Regions from separate parts of the Mus musculus genome. Here regions 2, 3 and 4 are each linked to region 1. A link is a loop called in an ENCODE intact Hi-C map of the cell type or tissue named here. Cell type or tissue: heart. All regions are shown on one strand.

Region 1 (5,000 bases):
GTGACATATCTACTCCAACCAAGGCTACACCTACTCCAGTGGGGCCACACCTTCTAATAGTGCCACTCCCTGGGCTGAGCACAGACAAACCATAACATTCCACTCCCTAGCCCCAATTTTTGTTCAAGCCCATGAATCTATGGGGGCCATAAATAGCCATAACATAATATAAAATACATTTAGTCCAACTTCCAATGTCCCCATAGTCTATAACCGTCTACACAATGTTAAAAGTCCAAAGTTCAAGTCTCCTCTGAGATTCTTTCCATCACTTAACTGTAGTCTCCAAAGCAAGACAGGAAACCAACTGGGAAAACTCAAACTCTGCATCTCCATGGCTGATGTCAAAGCAGTCTTCAGATCTGCACTCCTTTTTCACCTTTGTTGACTGCAACAAACTTCTCCTGGGGTGGTTCCACTCCCTGTTAGCCGCTTTCCTCAGCATGTATCCCATGGCTCTGGCATCTCAAACATCTTGGGGTCCTCAAGGCAACTTCAACCTCACAGCTCCTTGTTCCAATGTCTGGGATCCACACGTGATCTTATGGGCTCCTCCAAAGGGTCAGACCTCCAGCTCTGTACTCTGTAGCACTCTAGGCTCTGGCTGATCCACTCTGCTGCTGCTGCTGTTCTTGGTGATCATCCCATGGTACTGGCATCTCCAATACACTGGGGTCTTCTGCTGCAACTAGGCTTCACCAACAGCCTCTCATAGACTCTCTTCATGGTGCCAAGCCTCAACTCCTTTACGTGACCCCTTCAGTCCTGGGTTGTCAACTGCAACTGAGGCTGCACCTTCACCAATGACCTTCCATGGCCTCTCACAGCGCCAAGCCTCAGCTGCTCTCCATGACCCCTTCATGCCTTCAAAACCAGTATCACCTGTGTGACTCTTACACATTACCAAGTACAGCTGCAGCATGAAGTGCATCCTTGGCTATCTCTGGAACACAACTTCTTTGTGCTCTCAGAAAATACTTCTCAGAAGATTTCACCTTAGTGATGGTGGTCTCTTCTTAATCACTGCTAATTTCTTAGCACCAGCTCACCAACATCAATTGTCCCAGTAGTCTCCTCCTCATGACTATGATGCCAGAGCCATATGGCTGGAACTGCCTAGTTCTGCTGCTTTCTAGGGCTGGAACATGGCCCCCTTGTTCTATTACATTATCACTAGCTTTCTGTTTTCCAACTCCCTCACTGCCTAAGCTTGGCTGTCCTGGAACTTGCTCTGTAGATTGACCTTGAACTCAGACATCTGCATGGTTCTGTCTCCTGGGATTAAAGGCTTGTACTACCACACCTGAACCTAAATTTGGCTGGGTGGGATCTTACCCCAAGCTCCACTCCCTTAATTCGATTTAATATCTTTGAACACAGGTTTCAGCTCCGATTCACTTCCTGGTTCCCCTTTAATACTCAAACCATGTATTTTATATTTTTCCTTTCTAAACTTATTCAAAAATGCTCCTGAGACTTAACCAGAGAACAAAGTCTATGATGGGTGTTTCTGAGAATTCCTTTGTCAATGCACCTTAGCCTCAGGCAGACTCTTCAGACAAGGGCAAAAAGCAGCCACAAACTTCACCAAAATATTACAAAAGCAGTCTCTAGGCCACATACTGAAGTTCTTCGCCACTGAAACCTCTTTGGTCAGGTCCGCACAGTTCAAATCACTCAAAGCAACAAGGTCTTCCATATTCCTACTAGGACAGCTCATTAAACCCCACTTAAAGCATCCCACTGCTCTCCAAATCTTCTACACAAAAAGGACCCAGTATGAGCCCTGATGGTGCATGAGTATAATCCCAGACATTTTAGAAGCCAATATAGGAAGATAGCAAATTCAAGGCCACACTGGCCTACACTGGGACCCTGTCTCTATCCTGGCACAGAATTTGTCTAATATGCACAAATCTCCAGGTATTCCATCCTCAATGCCATATATACAGACATATCACACAGATTCAGATCAATCCCCAGACACATAAAGGCAGACGCATACAAGCTAGCCCTGGACCCACCTCCGCAGGTGATGAGCAGTGGAGAAGAGGTAGGGAGGTAATAAGCCACTGCCTTCTCAATAATGGTAGAAGATTCACACAGCCAACGTCCTAGAGAACCCAAGTGACTTAAGGAAATGCTTCGCGACAGCAAAGCCATAGTGCTGGCAGGCGCTCGTACACCTAGATTTGGAGAGTCCGGTTCAAAAACCACAAAGACATGAAAACAGACACACACACCCAAAGGCGTACTCAGAACCCAGCAGAAAACACAGCGCGAGTCCGGGAACGCACTGGCCTAGATGCAGCGACGACTGCTCTTTCCGCAGCACGCCTTGGCCAGGCCACTCTCAAAAGCCTTTCTCGGCCACCCCGGCCCAGGTGCCTGAAAACCCATCAGCCCTGGCAGGACACCAGTGCCTGGCTGGACGGGACCGTCCGGAGGGGCCAGGCGGGAAGGTGCGGTGTGCCAACACTGAGCCCAGGTCAGGACGCCATGCGCTCACCATTTCCGGTTCCTGGACACCAGGGTCCTAATTACGGAGCTTCCCCCAGCAGCGATGGGCACTGACGACAGAAAGAGGCAGAGAATCGCAGATACCAAGCAGAAGCGCCTGACAGATCCCAACCCCGATGGTGGTGGGTGGGTAGTGGTAAGTGGGCGGGGATAAAAAGAACCTTCGTTCAATGCCCGCCCTCCTACTTTCTCAGGGAATCCGATTGGATCCTCCTATAACAGTGCTTTTGATTGGACAGGGATTCAGGCCTTGCCCTCCTGAGTGACAGGAGAAAGGAGCTGTAGGGGTGTCTTTCCAGTGACCAACAAATGCTAGACAGGTCACAGTGTGCTCTCTGAGCCGCCAGCACTCCAATCCCACGGAGTGAAAGTAACTATTCTGCACCCATGTAGAAAGGAATTTGCCTCTGGCGAAGGACTCAATAGTAACTGTGATTTTTGCTTTTGTTTTGTTCTTTTCATTTAATTAGCAGATTTTTCTTGTTTTATTTTTTTGTCGTTTTTACGTCCTATTTATTTATTTGTTTTCGTGGGGTTTCACCTGCCTTGGCACACGTGTAGTGTTCAGAGGACAACTTGTGAGAGTTGTTCTTTCGTTCTACCATGTGAGTCCCACGGATCGCTTTGATGTAGGAGCCTTTACTCACTGAATCATCTCATTGGCCAAGTTTGTTTTCTCAAATTTTCTTTTACTTACATGTGTACATGTGTGGCCAGAGAAGAAGGTTGAAAATCTTCTTCTGTGACACGTGGACTTTATTCTCCTGGGACAAAGCTTCTTGCTTAACCTGGAGGAAAGCTGGCAGCCAGCCCACCCCAGTGGTCCCCAGTCTCTCTATAGCCCTCAACTTTCTTATGTACATGCTAGAGATTCAGACTCAGGGTCTCACACTTGGAGATTCACCCTTACTCTTTAAACCATCCCTCCAGTTTCTTTTTGGCTCAGTATGTTATCGTGACTTGCTGGGAACTCGTTACAGATATGACCTTGAACTGGTAGTAATCTCTATAAAGCCTGAACATTTCTGTGATTAGAGTTAATTTACAGCTAATGTGTTACTCTACCTGATGTCGATTCTGTTTTAATCCATACTCGAGGGCAGCAATAAAATTATATCACACAGACAAGATTACTTCTGAATTCGTTATCTGAAAACACAAATGGTGTTATTTGGCCATGTTGTTCATAAATAACACGGTTTTGTTTATTATTTAAAAGTAAAGCCATAAAGGTGCCTCATTGAGTTTTCCACCAAATTGGATAACATGAGTTCCATTCCTAGAACCCAGATACTATAAGGAGAGAACCAACTCTCAAAAGTTGTCCTCTGACCTCCATATATGCTCTGTGATAGCCATACTGTTTGCTTTTCTGATGCTATGCTTAAACACTGACCAAAAGCAATTCAGGGAGGAAAGGGTTTATTTGGCTTATAACCTAAAGTCTGTCTTTGAGAAAAGTCAGGGCATGTTAGGCACACAAAAGTTCTTGTGCCCACAGAGCATTAGGAAGCCAGGAATGTTAAACACATGGCGTTCTGTCCTCAGTGGAAGAGATAAAAATGCTGTTTTTTTCACCCAGAAGACTAGAAGTGGATATTGTTAATGACCTGGTGACATTTGTGCTGTCTGTGGAGGCAGACCAAACTCACTTTTTGCTAAAGAGGCAGATCTTACCTAAATCCTGCAAGATTTATAACATCTCTCCCTCCATTGCTTCTAATTAATAAAACCCACCCTTAGTGGGGATGCCACATGTATTTTATGGCCTGCTAGCCTCTATGCTATTGAGAGAAGACCACACGAGATTCCTAGGGTATTTAGCTGTAGAACCCATCCCCATGGTTCTATGTACTCTGTAAAGGAGTTTCTATACAGTAAAACCTTCAGCTGTATTGTTCACTTAGATCTGGAATGATTGTTTCCTGGAAGGAAGCTTTTCCCCAAACTACTGTGTTCAAAATACTCTAACAATGAACCACCTAACATTAGACTCGCTGAGTCTGGTCCAGGTTGCTGAAGTCAATGCAAACCATTTTCATTCTCCTCTCTTCATGGGTTGGGTCACCTGCATTCCCAAACAACTCATTCCGCAAGGTGGTGTAATGGCTATTCCTGGTAGTCAACTTGACTATATATCCAGAATTGGAAGGTTCCCCTGTGATCCAGATCTTGAGGCTGGAAGACACAAGTTTCTGATCTGAATCTTAGCATGGGGCATATTGGCTATGAAAAGCTTAGGCCCAGGCAAGGTAGTAAACACCTTTAATCCCAGCAGACTAAGGCAAGGAGATCTCTGAGTTCAAGGTCAGCCTGGGACAAAACAAGTCCCAGATCCAGGCATGGTAGTATACACCTTTAATCTGGCCACACCTTCTGCTGGAGGCCTATTTAAGGACATTGGAAGAAGGAAGATTCACTCTTCTCGCCTGCTTGCATTTACTTGCCAGCACATCTGTTGGAACCTACTTCTACAGAAG
Region 2 (5,000 bases), 70 kb before region 1:
ACACAGAGATGAATAGATAGGAAGCTACCTTCCAAGAAATACAAGATAGGAAAATGTAATCCAATGGCCATAAAATTAAAAATCTGGAAATCCATTAAGAAAGATTCTAGCCTTTGGAAAACCTGGAGTATCAGACTATGCCACAGGAAGGAATCCTGTGATTGAGTTCATCATTCCCAGGCTGAAATCTGCCAAAACTGCTGGTTATGCTAATGCTAGCTATGCCCATACGAGACAGGGATAGAAACTAACTAGACTGTCAGTCCCTTGACCAACAAAGCTCATTTTGGCTGGGGACAGCCCAGATTAATGTTAGAGGACTTACAAGGGACTGAAACTTGTCTAATATCCAAAACCTTTAACCTAGGCATGTCCCCTTATTCTGATGCCTGTTGTTCAGTCTTATGGGTTAATTTGTCTAGATAACAACATTACTGAGCCCCCAAGACTATTTGGTGGGCATGTACTAATGGTGTCGACTACATGTGCCTCTTCTGATGCTTTCCAAACTAAGTAGACAAGTTGGTCAGGTCCTAAACATATTAAAAGTTTCCATTTCTTGATTAAAACAACAGTTAGATTCCCTTGCAGAAATAGTCCTAGAGAATTGAAGAGGTTTAGACTTCTCATGAGATAATGGAAAGTTTCTATATATGGCTTCGGAAGAAACCTGTTATTTTGCATTCATTGATTAAGAATAATAGAAAACATCTTGCCATCATTGGGGAAAAAAATCAAAATGAGAAAAAGACAAAAACAAATTGATACCAGTCTCTTTTCTCTTGGTTTCCCTGGCTACTACTCTGCTATCAGTATTGTCTGGACCTTTAATTCTCATTCTGATTGGATTAACAGCAGGGACCTGCATCTTCATCTAGATGGCTAATTATGTGTCAGTTTAGTATCTGGGGCCAGCTTCAACTCCTTAAAGCAGGATAAGTCCACCACTCTAAGCTCAATGGGGAATGTAACAGGCTCCCAGACTTTAGTAGGCTGCAAGATCTTAGCACAACTAACTCCATGATTCTCTATCAATCAGGTCAGAAAACTCAGCCCATAGACCAAATGAAAACAAACCCTTAACCTATCAAAGTCCATAATTGTGGGAAAGTCTCTAAATGTACTAACTTAACGTTTAGATCTGTAGATCCACTTCTGGCTAACTGTTCTTGTTAACTGAACTATGTCAATCCAGAATGTTGATTTCTTGTACTTAAAAACACACCCTGAGAAAGGCTCAGTGGTACACTGGGATTCTGACTACCCAGTGTAGTCACTAGCTGCCTAATAAAAGCATTCTATTGGCTTAAGCCCACGTCAAAGAAGTCTTCTCTGGTGGATACCTGTGATGGTGTGTATATGCTTGGCTCAGGGAGTGGCACTGTTGGGAGGTGTGGCCTTGTTGGAGTAGGTGTGGCCTTGTGGGTATGGGCTTTAATACCCTTGTTCCAGCTGCCTGGGAGCCAGTATTCAGCTAGCAGCCTTCAGATGAAGATGTAGAACTCTCAGCTTTTCCTGCACCATGCCGGTCTGAATGCTGCCATGCTCCTGTCTTGATGATAATGGACTGAACCTCTGAACCTGTAAGCCAGCCCCAATTAAATGTTGTCCTTATAAGAGTTGCCTTGGTCATGGTGTCTGTTCACAGCAGTAAAACCCTAACTAAGACAATACCTAAAACCCCATGGGGTTGGAGAGGCTCATGGGTTAAGAATCTTTGGCTCTCTTGCAAAAGATCTGAATTAAGTTCCCAGAATCCACATGTAAGCCAGATACTAACTTTGATTCCAGGGGATCTATACAGACAGACATTCAGGCATATATTCATAAACATAAAATCTTAAAAATACAAAACCTTAAAAAAAACAGGGACAAGGTGATATTGAGCAGAAAAATATAATTTTGTCTTTGACCACAGAAAATCCCCAGCCCCAACAAAAATTCAAGGAAAAAAAAAGCACTTGAAAGGCAAAGGCAGGCAGATCTAAAAAGTTCCAGAGCTACAGGCTGAGATCCTGTCTCAATTTAGAAAAAAGAAAAAAGGAAAAAAAAATGCAAAATTACTCAATTAATGACCTATCATTTTCCTGCATATCAGCACTGAACATCTGATTATATCATTTAAAAGCATCATTTATATAGCACCAAAGATAAAAGGAGTTAGAAATACATATGACTTTAATAACGATCTATAAACACAAACTTTAAATTATTAATTGAAAAGTTAAATGAGCGCAAAGATTCCAATTGTGGACCAAAAGCTTTAAAATTATGTTACTTCTCAAATTAAACTATAAACTCAACACAGAACTCAAGAGACCTCAAGAGATAGTTCAGCATGTTAAAGGTGTTTGGTGCCAAATCTGAATTCCTGAGTTTGACACCTGGGGTCCATACAACGTAAGAACCGATTCCTGAAAGTTGTCTTCAGATGTTCACACATGCTTGGTAGTGTGCCCACCAGTCTACACACACAAACACATATATACGCCATTTTTTTTTTAGAGATTTGTAGATTCAACACAATCTAAAAAAGAAGTTCTAGCTACTTAATAACAAATCTAATTCTATCGGTTGTATGCAAAGTCTAAAGCAGTGGTTCCCAACCTTCCTAGTGCTGCAACCCTTTGACACAGTTCTTCGTGTTGTGGTGACCCCCAACTGTAAAATTATTTTGTTGCTACTTCATAACCGTAATTTTGTTACTTGTATGAGTCATAATGTAAATATCTGATATGTAGCATGTGTGATATAAGACCCCTGGGTCTTTTGACCTCGCAAAGTGAAATTGAACACAGGATGAGAAAACTGCAGTGTTAAAGAGAAAGCTAAGTGGTTAAGAAATCTTGTTCTAGCAAGGGATTCCCCATTGGGTTCTCAGCACCCGTGGGGTTCACAAACATCAACTCAAGCTCAAGGGACTTACCGCCATCTTCTCCCCTCCGAGGGAACTAGGCATTATGTAATATGCATACAAAACATTCAAACATATAAAATACATAAATCTTAAAAATAAAGATTGTGCGGGAAGGGAAAACACATGAGACTGGTAAGTAGCACAGTTGGTATAGAGCCTTCTGAGGAGCAGGAAGAAGCCTTGGGTTCCTTTTGAAGCACTACATAAAGACAGAAATGGCTGACACATATCTTTAGTCTTTAATCGGGTGGTATTGCAGGTCTAGTTTCTCTGCGTTATCTTTAAGAGGTTCCGTACTTCGAGTTTCTTTCACTTTTTGAATTACACTCACTCTTGCGGTGAGTGAAAAAAGAAAGATCAGAAGTTCAAAGTTAACCCTCGGTAACACAGCGAGTTTAAGCATAGACTGAGTCATGAGTGTCTATCTCTAAAGAAAACAGTCAGCACACTAGAATAGGTCACACACACACACACACACACACACACACACACACGCGCGCGCGCGCACTATCATCTGACTGTAAAACTTTGTTTAAACTACAATAATAAAAGCAATCTACTCTGGAGAATGTTCTCAGCCCAGCATCTTTAATCAAAGCATTCCGGAGGCAGAGGCAGGATATCTGTGAGTGCATGCAAGGCCAGCCTGGTCTACAAAGAGAGCTCCGGAGGGAGCCAGGACTTCGTAGAGAGACCCTATTTCAAAAGCCAAAACAAATGTCCTATTTCACAATAAAAAGATAAAGAGAAAATTAGGAAATAAAGGTAAAAGAATACAGTTAGCTGTTTTTGACAAAGAAACAAAGAAAACTCAAGGAATTCCCTTCATTAATAAATATTAGTGAGCCACCTTAACATCTATATGTAAGAAATTAATAAAGGACTTTATAACTGTCACGAAAATTAACTCTAAGTGTATTCTAAACCTAAATAATGAAATGCGAAGTACAGAACCTCTTAAAGATAACTGAGACGAACTGGACTCACAACACTGCCTAAGAGCCCGTAACAAAGTGACGTCACCCGAAAAGGCGAGAGGGGCGGAGCCTCCTGCCACCGCGCTCTGCGCTCTACGCAAGCGCGGCCCGAGGGGCGGAGCTGACCAGAGCCGGGGCCCAGAACAGCGCTTCCGCTCCAGCCGCAAGGAGGCTCCACCAGACGGCCTCCCGGGGCTCAGCCCGCCTCTCCTCCCCGTCTGAGGACAGCAGCCCCTTGCTCACCATGGCGCGGCTTCCGATCTCGACTGCACTCTCCCCACAGGTCCTGGCAGCGGAGCTCGCAAGCGCGGCTCAAGTGGCACCTCGCTCAGCCTTAAAGGGGAACCCGGAGCATGGCGGCGAAAAACCCGCCTCTCGCCGCTCGGCAGCGCCCTTTATTGGACAGCTGGTCTGGCTGCTCTGAATGGCTAGCAAGGCCGGAGTGACAGGAGAGAGTGGAAGCGAAGAGACAAAGGCAGCCCAGCGGGTCCTTGTGGCCCGTGGCTTGTCCCCCGAGTACACACGTGAAGGAGTTTTCCTTTTAGGAACTTACTCCTGCCTTCCAGAGCTGGACCTGCCGTCTAGAGTCGTGCGTTCGCACTGTCCACTACACGCAATGGCTAGTATAGGGATCGCCGTGAATTTTTATACAAAAGGTTAATTTAAAAATTTTAATTGCATGTATTTAGTTAAAAGAAAAGTGTGGCAGAAGAACATGTGTCCCACAGAGCATGAGTGGAAGTTAAAGGGCAATTAGCTAGAGTTGATGGCCCCTTTGCACCTTATGGGTCCTGGGGATCGAACTCAATTCATAGGGTTTAGAAGCAAGCACCTTTACTCGCTGAGCCATTTCGCTTTTCCAAAAGTTGATTAAAAAAAAAAATTTAAGCGCAACTGTTATTTACTTTTGAAAGGGAGGTGGGGATAAAGAGACTGCCAAATTTAGAGACCAGTCTAGCTAGGTCCTGTAATCCCAGTACATGGGAGGCTGAGGCAGGAAAATCAGGCATCTGACAAGGCTACAGACTGGATTCAAGGCCAGTCTCAGAACAGAAACACACACAACACAGAAACACTCTGTAATACAATGCTTCCATAGCATGGTT
Region 3 (5,000 bases), 100 kb before region 1:
CACTAAGTGTTCAACTCTTCTGTCCTCCTGACTGAGCCAATAAAGGTTCTTCCAACCCAGAAACAGGATATATTTTGAGGTATCACTAAAACTTATTTAAAATCCTGAGGCTTGAAAGATGGCTCAGCAGTTAGGAGCACCGGCTGTTCTTCCACAGGACCCAGGTTCAACCCCTGATGCCCACGTGGCAGCTCATAAATGTAAGTCCGCCTCCAGGGGACCTGACGCCCTCACAGGAACGCATATAGGCAAAACACCAATGCACTTAAAGGAAAAATAAATAATTAAGTCATTTTAAAAGTTATTATAAATCCTGGAGTAGTCAACCTGACACTTCCACCCTAGAGAAAGGGGAAGGGGAAGAGGGAAAGGGAGATGAAAAGGGAGAATGAGAGAGGGAGAGAGAGACAGAAAAAGAGACAGACAGAGAGTCACTCTTAATTTTGGCACCTTTATGATTAGGCACTGGGAATCCCTAAGCTAAAGGCAACACATTGGAAAACAGGGATACGAAATCAAAGTCTTAAGTAACATTCGGTAAAGGAGAGGTCTCGAGAGATTAAATATTTCAACAGAATCAAAAGTACATCTTACAAAAATTTATGCCACAAAGCACAAATATTTGGGAGAGATTAAAACAATAAATGTCTATACTATAAAGGAAGACAGCTGCAAAATAAATCATTCCGTAATAGGAAGCTAGAGAAAGAAGAAATAAATCAAGCCCGGGAAAATAACAATTAGAGAATAAAATTGTAAACAGGCAGTCAAGAGACAACCAATCACTCTAAAGCTTCGCTTTTCAAAACTGTTAGGTCTCCAGCCGTGGGTTTAAAGAGATGAGTGATCAGAGTGTGGAGGACGGACGACTTACAGCCATACCACCCTGAGCACGCCTACTCTCACGCTCTAGCTGATCTGGGAAACTAAGCAGGACTATGCCTGCTCAGGACTTGGGTGAGAGAATTATACAGGGCCATCATTAGCACGAACATAAAAGAACCATAAAAGCATACTGTGAACAACTCCAGACCACATACTTAGTAACTTAGAAGAAATGAACAAATTCTCTGAAAGACAGAGAGACGGCCAATATGAGTAGGCCTATATGTGCTAAAGAAATGAAATCACTAACTCAAAAAAAAGATATACAAGATGCAAATTATTTCAACTATCAAATTTTTAACAATTAAGATATGGCACTAATTCAGTAAAACATCTTCTAAAATGGCAAACAAACTGTGGTTCAAATTTTGAGGCAACATTACCAAAACACCAAAACAACACAGGAGGAAAAAAAAAGAAAAGAAAACAACAACAACTAAAGAATGCTCAATGCAAAAAACTCAACAAACATCAGTAATCCAAATCTTCAAGTGTATTTCTAAAATAATTAAAAATGAGGCAGTGTGGTTACATATGCCTATAACCCCAGCATTTGGCATGCTGGGACAGATCTCATGTGAGTTTGAAACCAGCCTGGTCTGCAAATAAAAAGCCGATCTGAAACCAGGCTGGAATCACTGCAGATACAGAAAGTCAGTTCAGACTTCAGACTGTGGACAAAGCTCCACGGTAGAACACATGCCTAGCATTACGCAAATAGCTGTTTTCACCCCCATCAGTACCAATTTTTAAAATGTAACCACCAAACTGAGAAGCAGAACAGAAAAACCACAACACCATACGAGTAACTGTAGACAAAACAAAACAAAACAAAAAAACAACCCTATACTGCCAGAGAAGGAAAAGTACTACTGAAAGTGTTAAATAACTAAAAAAAGTAAAGTTCTCTTTGGCTTTAGAAAACCCAAGAACCAACAAGAATTTAGGAAACTAGGAACTTGTAGAGCTGCAAGATCAATATACAAACTGTATGTACATTGGCATTTGGATGGAAAATTAAAACCACCACACAGCTTATATAGCAAGGATAAAGTGAGACATATTTGCATATTAATGTAATTAACATCTGTACACAAAAATCATACATTTCTAATATAAAAACAATCAAAGACCTTAGTAAGTGGAGAGATTTCCATGGTTTTGGGAAGAAGCCTCAAAATTATGACAGTTGTCATTTTGATCTACAAATTCAACACATCAAATCCTCACAATTTATGCTAAAAATAACAGAAAGTTGATCTAAACATTATCTTGTAAGATATACTCAGAATCGGATCGAATGTTTGACTACTACCACGAAGCCCTAGGTTCCTTCCCCAGAAACACACACACACACACACACACACACACACACACACACACACAAAGGGGCTTATAGTCACACACCCTTAATCCCAGCACTCTGGAGGTGGGTTTGGGTAGCGGGATCAGAAGTTCAAGGTCCTCCTCAGCTAAGAGAAAGTTTGAGGCCAACTTGGGAAACCCGAGATCCTGTCTCAAAAAAAGAAAAAGAAAAAAGTTAACACGATACTGAAGCATTAACAGAACACTGCCTGACTTTAAGACTCCCGATAAAACTGCAATAATCAAAGTAGTACAGTATTTCAAAACTAAGAAATAACAATTTAAACAGTCAGAAGCAAACCCAAAATACAGTAAGTGACTTAACAAACTAGTAAAACAAACACGCAGATATAGACCAAATATTGGGTAGACTTTACAACTTTCGCAAAAGTAATTTAAAGTACATTCTAAGCCTAGACAGGAAACGTAAACGTCAGAACTTCTATAACTCGAAGAAACTATAGACTACCCTCACTTAGCTAGCAACTGGCCCTCGGGACAAAAAAGAACATAGGCTCTGAGCGCTCGCACAGCTGCGACGTCACCAACCCGGGCGTCCCCAGCGCAGGGCGGAGCCTTTCGCTACTCCTTGCTCTGCGCAGAAGCGGCCGAGAGGCGGAGCTGCCCAGAGGCCGCCGGTCCAGGGCCTAGGTTGCTTCGCAGCATGTCGGCCCCGCCCCAGTCCCGAAGAGCGCCCGGCACACCGGCTCCCGGGGCTCAGTCGCCGCCCCTCCCGCTCTGGGGGCAGAGGCCCCTCGCTCACCATGGCGCAGCTTCCGAGCTCGCCCACGTTCCTCTCAGAGCTCCTGGTACCAGCGCCGAAAGCGGGGCCCACTCGTACCCGTGTCCGCCACGGAGAACCTACACACAACACTGCAACCAGAGAAGACCCGCCTCCCCGCCGCCTGCCAGATATCCTGATTGGACAGCCCGCTTAATACTCTGATTGGCTAGCGAGGTCTGAATGCTAGAAGCAGCTCCCTTAGGAAGGAAGCCCAATTCGAAAAGACAGGGAAGGTGCATTTAAGGACTTGCGCTTGCTTCTTGCATTCCTTGCCTTTCCTCCTAGTCACAGGGTCTCTAGTGTTAGCATAACTCGCTACACAATAGCCCACGAGTGATCTTTGCTTCAGCTGGAGGGGTGCCCAGGCGCACCCAAAGACACATGAGAACAGGTCCTGAGGTCCTCTAAGGATCAACAATTTCAGTAAAGCAGGCCTAGGATGCTCAACAATAGTAGAACATGCCACTCCCGGTACTGTAGGCGAAGCCTTCATCCAAGCACTAAAGAGGTAGGGCTAGGAGGATCAGCAGCAGTTCAAGACTAGCCTGGGTTACATCGGACTGTCTATAAATGACACCAGCCAAGAGGGGAAAAAAGGAGTTTAGAAAAAAATAGTAGTGATTAGATCAGCAGTCTGTGAAATGGGTAACCCAACAATAACACAGCCCTCAAAAACCCCAAAACAGCACTAATGATGTTTCAAACTCAAAAGTTGAGTTTTAAAAAAAGATGTTTGTATTTTGTTTGTGTGTGTAGAGTAACATATCCCCTGAAGCTACCGTTACAGGCTGTTTTGTGTACTGAGAACCCAGGGGCTCGGAGACAACACTCAGAAGTTGCTGTTCTTCCATACCCTGGGTTCTACTGGAAAGATTGAAGGTTCAAGAAATGGAGGCTGGAGCCATAGCTCTGGGGTTAAGAGTACCGGTTGCTCTTCCAGAGGACCAGGGCTTCATCCACAACATGGCTCACAATTGTCTAACTCCAGTCCCAGGGGACTCAAACACCCTTTTCTGGTGTCCAAGAACACTGCATGCGTGTGGTAAACAGATATAAACAGGCAAAGCACACATACACATAAAAGTAACAAGATAATAATTAAAAATTAAAAAGAAAGGTCAAGGCACGACGGGGCTACTTGAGCAGGACTGGGTTCAAGGCCATCCTGGAGAAATTAATGAGATCTTGTCTCAAAATTAAAACATGTTTTAAAAAAGGCTTGGGGACTGAAGACGGCTCTGGGGTTAAGAGCCCTTTTTATTTCAGAGGAACTGGGATCTCTTTCCAGCAGCCACATCTCTGTTCACAGCCATCCATGACTCCAATTAGGGGATCCTACAGCCTCCCTGGCATCAGGTATGCATGCGCATGGTCCACAAATGAAATAAATACACCCAAAAATGTTTTTAAAAGAACCAAAAAAACAAAGCTAGACTAAATGGCATGAAACTATAATTCCAGAACTCTGGAAGGCAGGCAGATATTGACGTTCTAGACAGCCAGATCTACAGAGCAAGTTCCAGGACAGACAGAGAAAGCCCAGCTTAAAAGAAAGAAAGAAAGAAAGGTGGGCTTAGCCTAGCATGTGAGAAATCCTAAGCTGACTCTCCAGTGTCTCACTACCACAAAAAGGAAAGAGGTATTATCACCCATTATAGAAACAGAATTGATTAGAAGAGAATAGAACAGCATATTGAATAATCTAGATATAATCGACAGATTTCTACCATAGTTCAATCAAGGAAAATTACAAAAATCTTATTAGAAAATATACCCAGTGAAAAGATGGAATCTATCATCAAAACCCTCAACAACTGACTATATCACATATTTGAGGGAGACATAAGAAATCCTCTACAAGCTCCGACAAACGACTGAAAGATAAGTACCCTTCAACTCATTCTGAGACCACTATCTGGTTCAACGCCAGACAATGGCATTACAGGAAAAGAAAGCTACAGAGAAT
Region 4 (5,000 bases), 94 kb before region 1:
GTATTTTAAGAACATGTCACATGGCTGGGTGTGCTACTATATACCTTTAATCTCAACCCCAACTCTACCTCAGGAAGAGGCAGAAGGAGCTCTCTGAGTTCAAGGTTACCCTGGTCTGCCTAGCAGGTTCCAGGGCAGCCAAAGAGGTAAGAGCACCCTCTACCACCAAAAAACAAAAACAAAAACAAAAAACAAAAAACAAAAAACATAAAACAAAAAAACACAACCAACCAACAAAACAAACAAAACAGCCCTTCTATATAAAATATATTATATAATATATATATATATGTACAACATATATGCATACATATTATACTGTATACATACACACACACACACACACATATATATGAGTGGACTGATAGAAGTGGAATGTGGATCTGGGAAGAACAGGTGAGGGGGATGAATATGATCGAAATATAATGTATGAAATTCTCAAAGAATAAAAACAGTAAAAGTCAGACAGAGCATTGCAGAACACTCCTGAGACGTTTCCATTACTCCACCATCAAGGTACAGCATGCTGAACTATTTCAGTGTCTGGACACTGAGTTTTGCTCACATTTAGAAAACCTATAAAGTAACACTGCAGAGTACCAAATATCTACTCTCCAAGGCCTTGACAACAATCTCAAAAGTGAGAGGCACGGGGGGGGGGGGGGGAGCCTGAGGGAAACTGATTTTAAAAAAAAGAAAAAAGAAAAGTGATTTTTTTCCCAGTAGTTTTTTGTTTTTTTTTTTTTTCCCCCGAGACAGAGTTTCTCTGTGTAGTCCTGGCTGTCCTGGAACTCACTCTATAGACCAGACTGGCTTCGAACTCAGAGATCCGCCTGCGTCTGCCTCCCAAGTGCTGAGATTAAAGGCGTGCGCCACCATGCCCAGCCCCAGTAGTTGTAAAAGTCTGGAAAAGCCCCCCCCCACCCCCCACCCCTCCATTTCTCCTTCTCATCCCCTTCCCAGCCAGCCACAGAGTAAACATTTGAGTAGGAAAATGCGTCTCACTTTGGAAAACAGAATTCCCCACTGGAGAGCACGCACGTTCTACACAAATGCAGAAAACCCGATGTCCTAAGGAGAAGCCACTTGTTCCCTATTATCAAATAAGTCACTAACTCCAAACTGTCTTAAAGTCAAAACCACTCACTGCGAAGTATGAAGTACATGTTTACAGAGCTGTGGCCACCACCCTCTTTCTATCTTCGTCCAGGGCCTGACACAGGCTGCAACTGCACAAAGGACAGAGAGCTTGGTCAGCAATTCTCCACGCCCCGCCACAGAGAGGGCTGTAGACACAATCAATCCTCTTTACTGAATCTACGACAGACTTTCTGAGGTTCAGGCCAGAAAAGTGGCGGACTTGGCCAGGATCAGAGACAAGAGACTGCTAAAACGGGACGGACAGGGACAGCACAGTTCTAAGGAAGGGGACTTTGAAAGATCATCTTAACTTGGGCCTGGAAATCTTTCAGAAGGGACCCTCACGGACAGGAAAAGACGCCAGGGAACCCAAGGGGAAAGGAGACGCGAGAGGAAAGGAGGAGTCCGAGTGGACAGCAGAGAGAGCTGCGGGCGAGAGTCCAGATCGCTGTTTCCCCGCGCCAAAGACACTGTCCCGATCCGTCCCGCGGCTACACTACGCGCAGTCGCGCAGTTGCAGACAAGGACCCCAGCAGGGACCTGGCATCTCACAGGGCCAGCACCCGGCCTCCCTGCTCCTCACCGAATGCGCGTGAGTTGCTCCACTCGACAGCGCCTTCACCGCCCGCTTGCAAACGCCACTACCGACAACTCAATCGGGAGCAGGGCGGAGCCGAGGAGAGCTAGGCAGATTCCGGAGTGGGAGGACTTTCAGGAGCCCCAGCGTTAGCACAGGCTCTCCAACCCAGACCTGGGAGGGTTTCAGTTCTCTCTAGGCAGCCACTAGGAGGCTCGAGAAGTGGGCGGGGAGACTCCAGTCTGAGTCCCACAGGAGTGCACTCCACTTTTCTGTGCACCTTGTTGAATCCTCGTAAACCTGCCTTAACCTTCCAAGTGATTACAGGCCTGTGTCACCCTGCCTGGCTTGGGTGGCTTTATTTTCAATTTTAATGAATCTCTAGGTTGGAGGGATTAAAAAGAGCGGTTACACATAACTATAGTAGAAAATCTCTTATCTCTGTGAGTCTGGGTTTCCCCCTCTGTAAAATGCTATTCCCTTACTCCTTTGATAGGATTATAACATAATCGATCATCATCATCATCATCAAATGTTGCTCATAGAGGGAAGTCAGTGGAGTTTAAGACATGAGATATGCATTTGATGTTGGCCATCTTCTGTCACTGTTCTAGCCAGAGCCTGTGTCCTGGCTACTCTAATGAAATAAACAGCCACTGCCTCTCATCCTCCCATAAAATAAGAGTTAAATTAGTAGTGACAATCAGCCAAGTCCTGGTGGTACATGCCTTGCCTTAATCCTAGCACTCAGAGGCAAAGACAGATGCATCTCTGTGATTTCAGAGCCAGCCTGGTGTACCCAGCAAGATCCAGGACAGCCAGAGCTACAGGATAGACACCTTGCCTCAAAATTAAATAGATAAATAAATATGTAGTGCTTTGTATAGTAAAGCCTTTATGTGTGGCTTCAAGTGAAGTGTGTCGTAAAGCCTTTGTGTCCAGCTTTGAGTGAAATACTTCAGCAGAGCCTTTGCTATGTCTGGATTCATTGGTAGAGGCTGAGAAATTGCTTCCAGGGTGCTTGAACCTTGAAGAAATGTCTCCCTGGAGAGTCTACACTTGTTACTACATGAGAGCTTGCAGCTGCACAGACTTTGGTCCTAACACATTCCTGGCCAACTTGGAGGTCTTACTTTTGATTATAGTTAGCCATGGTCAAAAGGAACGGAAATCTGTGTGGATTGTCTGCTCTGCTCTCTCAGGCAGCAAGGTCAAGATAACATTGGTAGCTGGAACCTTTCCCAGCCTACTTAATTTTGTGTAAGAGTGAATAAAAGTCACTGGTGTAAGCTGGTTAGGGTCAGTCTTTTCCAAGAAGGCTTGAGCCCCTCTGCTCCTTCAGAAAATGAAGGCTTTGCATCTTAGCGAGCTTCTCTCTCCACTGTGGCACCTATAACCATCAATCAATATAAATAAGTAAGGGAAAGACAGAAAAAGGATTTATTTAATGTGGTTACATTCGGAAGAGACATGACTATGTCCCTTAGTCCATCTTCAGGGTCCTACAGCAGGATGACACTTAAGTAGAGGCCAGCAATAAGCTTACCTAAACAGTCCAGCCAAGGCATGAGGTGAGGTGTAGCCCACCCACCTCCCTACCTTCAGCTCTTGTCTTGACAGTATGGCGGGAAAACAGACTTAGACAAGTCTCCCATATACAAGGTCCTCCTCTGGTTTTCCTCGGCCTTTGCTTCTAGGATGAGATTCTTGGAAACATTCTAATTTGTTTCAAGAGTCTGTTGGCCAGAGAGAAAGATACAGATGTCTCTTTAGAATATCATTCCTGCCAGGCAGGCTGAATCACATAGACAATGGGGTGGCATGAAGATCTCAGCAGGGATGGCAGAATCAGGACCAAGCCATGCTGTCTCTAACAGCTAGACTGCTGCTTCGGGAACTATGGAAAGAGTTTACCTTACTATATTGTAATCCCATCCATGACACCTCAGGAAGCAACCTATGAGCTCATTTACTAAAAGGAAAGAAAGAGGCTTTCATGAACTGTTGGAGATGCAACTTTAGACGTCATGAAAGTTGTATACATAGCTGCCGCAACATTTACCCACGCTTTCCTGAAGTGCCTTTCTTGCTAATAACTATGCTTAAATTCTCTTTGTCATAAATTTCAGGGCAGAATAGATGGCTGAGTGGGTAAAGTGTCTGCCCTGTAACTAAGGAGCTGAGTTCCCATCCCCAGAACACAAGAAAAGTCAAATATGACTGTGCAGGTCTGTAACTACAGTGAACCAGGACAAGACAGGAGGCAGAGACAGGAGAACCCCTAGATAATCACAGCCATAGAGCAGCAACAAGAGACCCTGCCTCAAGTTCAGTGGAAGGTAACTTTAGCCTCTAACCTTCATCTGGATGCCATAACTCACATGCAAACACACACACACACACACACACACACACACACACACACACACACACACACACACAGAGTATTAGTTAGGGTTTCATTGCTGTGAACAGACACCACGACCAAGGCAACTCTTACAATAACAACATTTAATTGGGGCTGACTTACAGGTTCAGAGGTTCAGTCTATTATCATCAAGACAGGAACATGGCAGTGTCCAGGCAGGCATGGTGCCAGAGGAGCTGAGAGTTCTACATCCTCATCTGAAGTCTGCAAGCAGAACACTGGCTTCCAGGCATCTAGGGTGAGGGTCTTAAGCCCACACCCACAGTGACACACCTACTCCAACAAGGCCACACCTACTCCAACAGGGCCACATCTTCTAATAGTGCCACTCCCTGTTGCCAAGCATATACAAACCATCTCTCTCTTACACGCACACACATGCACACACACCAATAGACAAACATAAAATAAAACTCACCTCTGATCTGTATTGACTCAAGATCTTTTTAACAATGCAGTCAAGAATTCTGGCTTCACTAAAGTGGAGGTTCCAGAAAAGAACTGTATTACTATAGAAAGCAGCATAAAGCTGTGTTTCCCTTTCTCTTCCTCTAACACAATTGCTCGCTCTGTCTGACTATTCTAATGTGCCACTTAAGCTGGACTTGTGGTAAAGCCCGCTGGCAATCTAGCATTTGTGAGATAGAGGTGGGAAGACTACTGTGGATGTGAGGAAAGTCTGGGCTACAGAGTGAGACACTGTCTGTCCTACCAAATAAGAAATCAACTAATTAAACCTGAGTAACAGAGGAAAAGAGGCACTGGAGGGTTACAGTAATAGCTTTCAAAATCACTTCAGGTGCCCGTCGTTGATTTCTTTGTCATCATCATCTTCAAAAGGTGATTTTTGCTTTA

The links. Hi-C counts contacts between places; a loop is a spot of excess contacts. Peaks named below come from ENCODE experiments on the same cell type or tissue, not always from the same donor. Only the 100,000 strongest peaks of a DNase experiment are listed, where the experiment ranks them.
Region 2: a loop joins it to region 1, with 7 times the contacts of the local background. A loop is called at or near these places in 8 of 42 quality-filtered maps.
Region 3: a loop joins it to region 1, with 3 times the contacts of the local background. A loop is called at or near these places in 9 of 42 quality-filtered maps.
Region 4: it touches region 1 in a loop (5-fold over the local background); 10 of 42 quality-filtered maps call a loop at or near these places.

What each region holds. Positions count from the first base shown.
Region 1 is chr7:39,447,163-39,452,162 of GRCm38, reverse strand. Zfp939 (zinc finger protein 939) reads right to left here and starts at 2,645. Exons shown (of 6, transcript NM_001243021.1): 1 at 2,510-2,645. The coding sequence starts at 2,512. It also overlaps the pseudogene Gm5590. In heart, no CTCF peak of the experiment used is centred here; a DNase peak (open chromatin) is centred at 2,712; H3K4me3 peaks cover 1,574 bases; H3K27ac peaks cover 710 bases.
Region 2 is chr7:39,517,002-39,522,001 of GRCm38, reverse strand. Zfp619 (zinc finger protein 619) reads right to left here and starts at 4,236. Exons shown (of 4, transcript NM_001004139.2): 1 at 4,138-4,236. The coding sequence starts at 4,140. In heart, a CTCF peak has its summit at 4,087; DNase peaks (open chromatin) are centred at 4,051 and 4,271; H3K4me3 peaks cover 1,701 bases; H3K27ac peaks cover 1,575 bases.
Region 3 is chr7:39,550,625-39,555,624 of GRCm38, reverse strand. It overlaps Gm33989 (predicted gene, 33989), which reads right to left and starts at 3,127. Exons shown (of 6, transcript NM_001378673.1): 1 at 3,014-3,127; 2 at 2,293-2,397. The coding sequence starts at 3,016. In heart, a CTCF peak has its summit at 2,863; DNase peaks (open chromatin) are centred at 2,884 and 3,134; H3K4me3 peaks cover 1,670 bases; H3K27ac peaks cover 1,602 bases.
Region 4 is chr7:39,541,228-39,546,227 of GRCm38, reverse strand. It overlaps a transcript of Gm33989 not described here. Among named protein-coding and RNA genes, the nearest start is that of Gm33989, 8.8 kb to the left of the region's middle. In heart, a CTCF peak has its summit at 1,927; DNase peaks (open chromatin) are centred at 1,257 and 1,817; H3K4me3 peaks cover 1,473 bases; H3K27ac peaks cover 1,319 bases.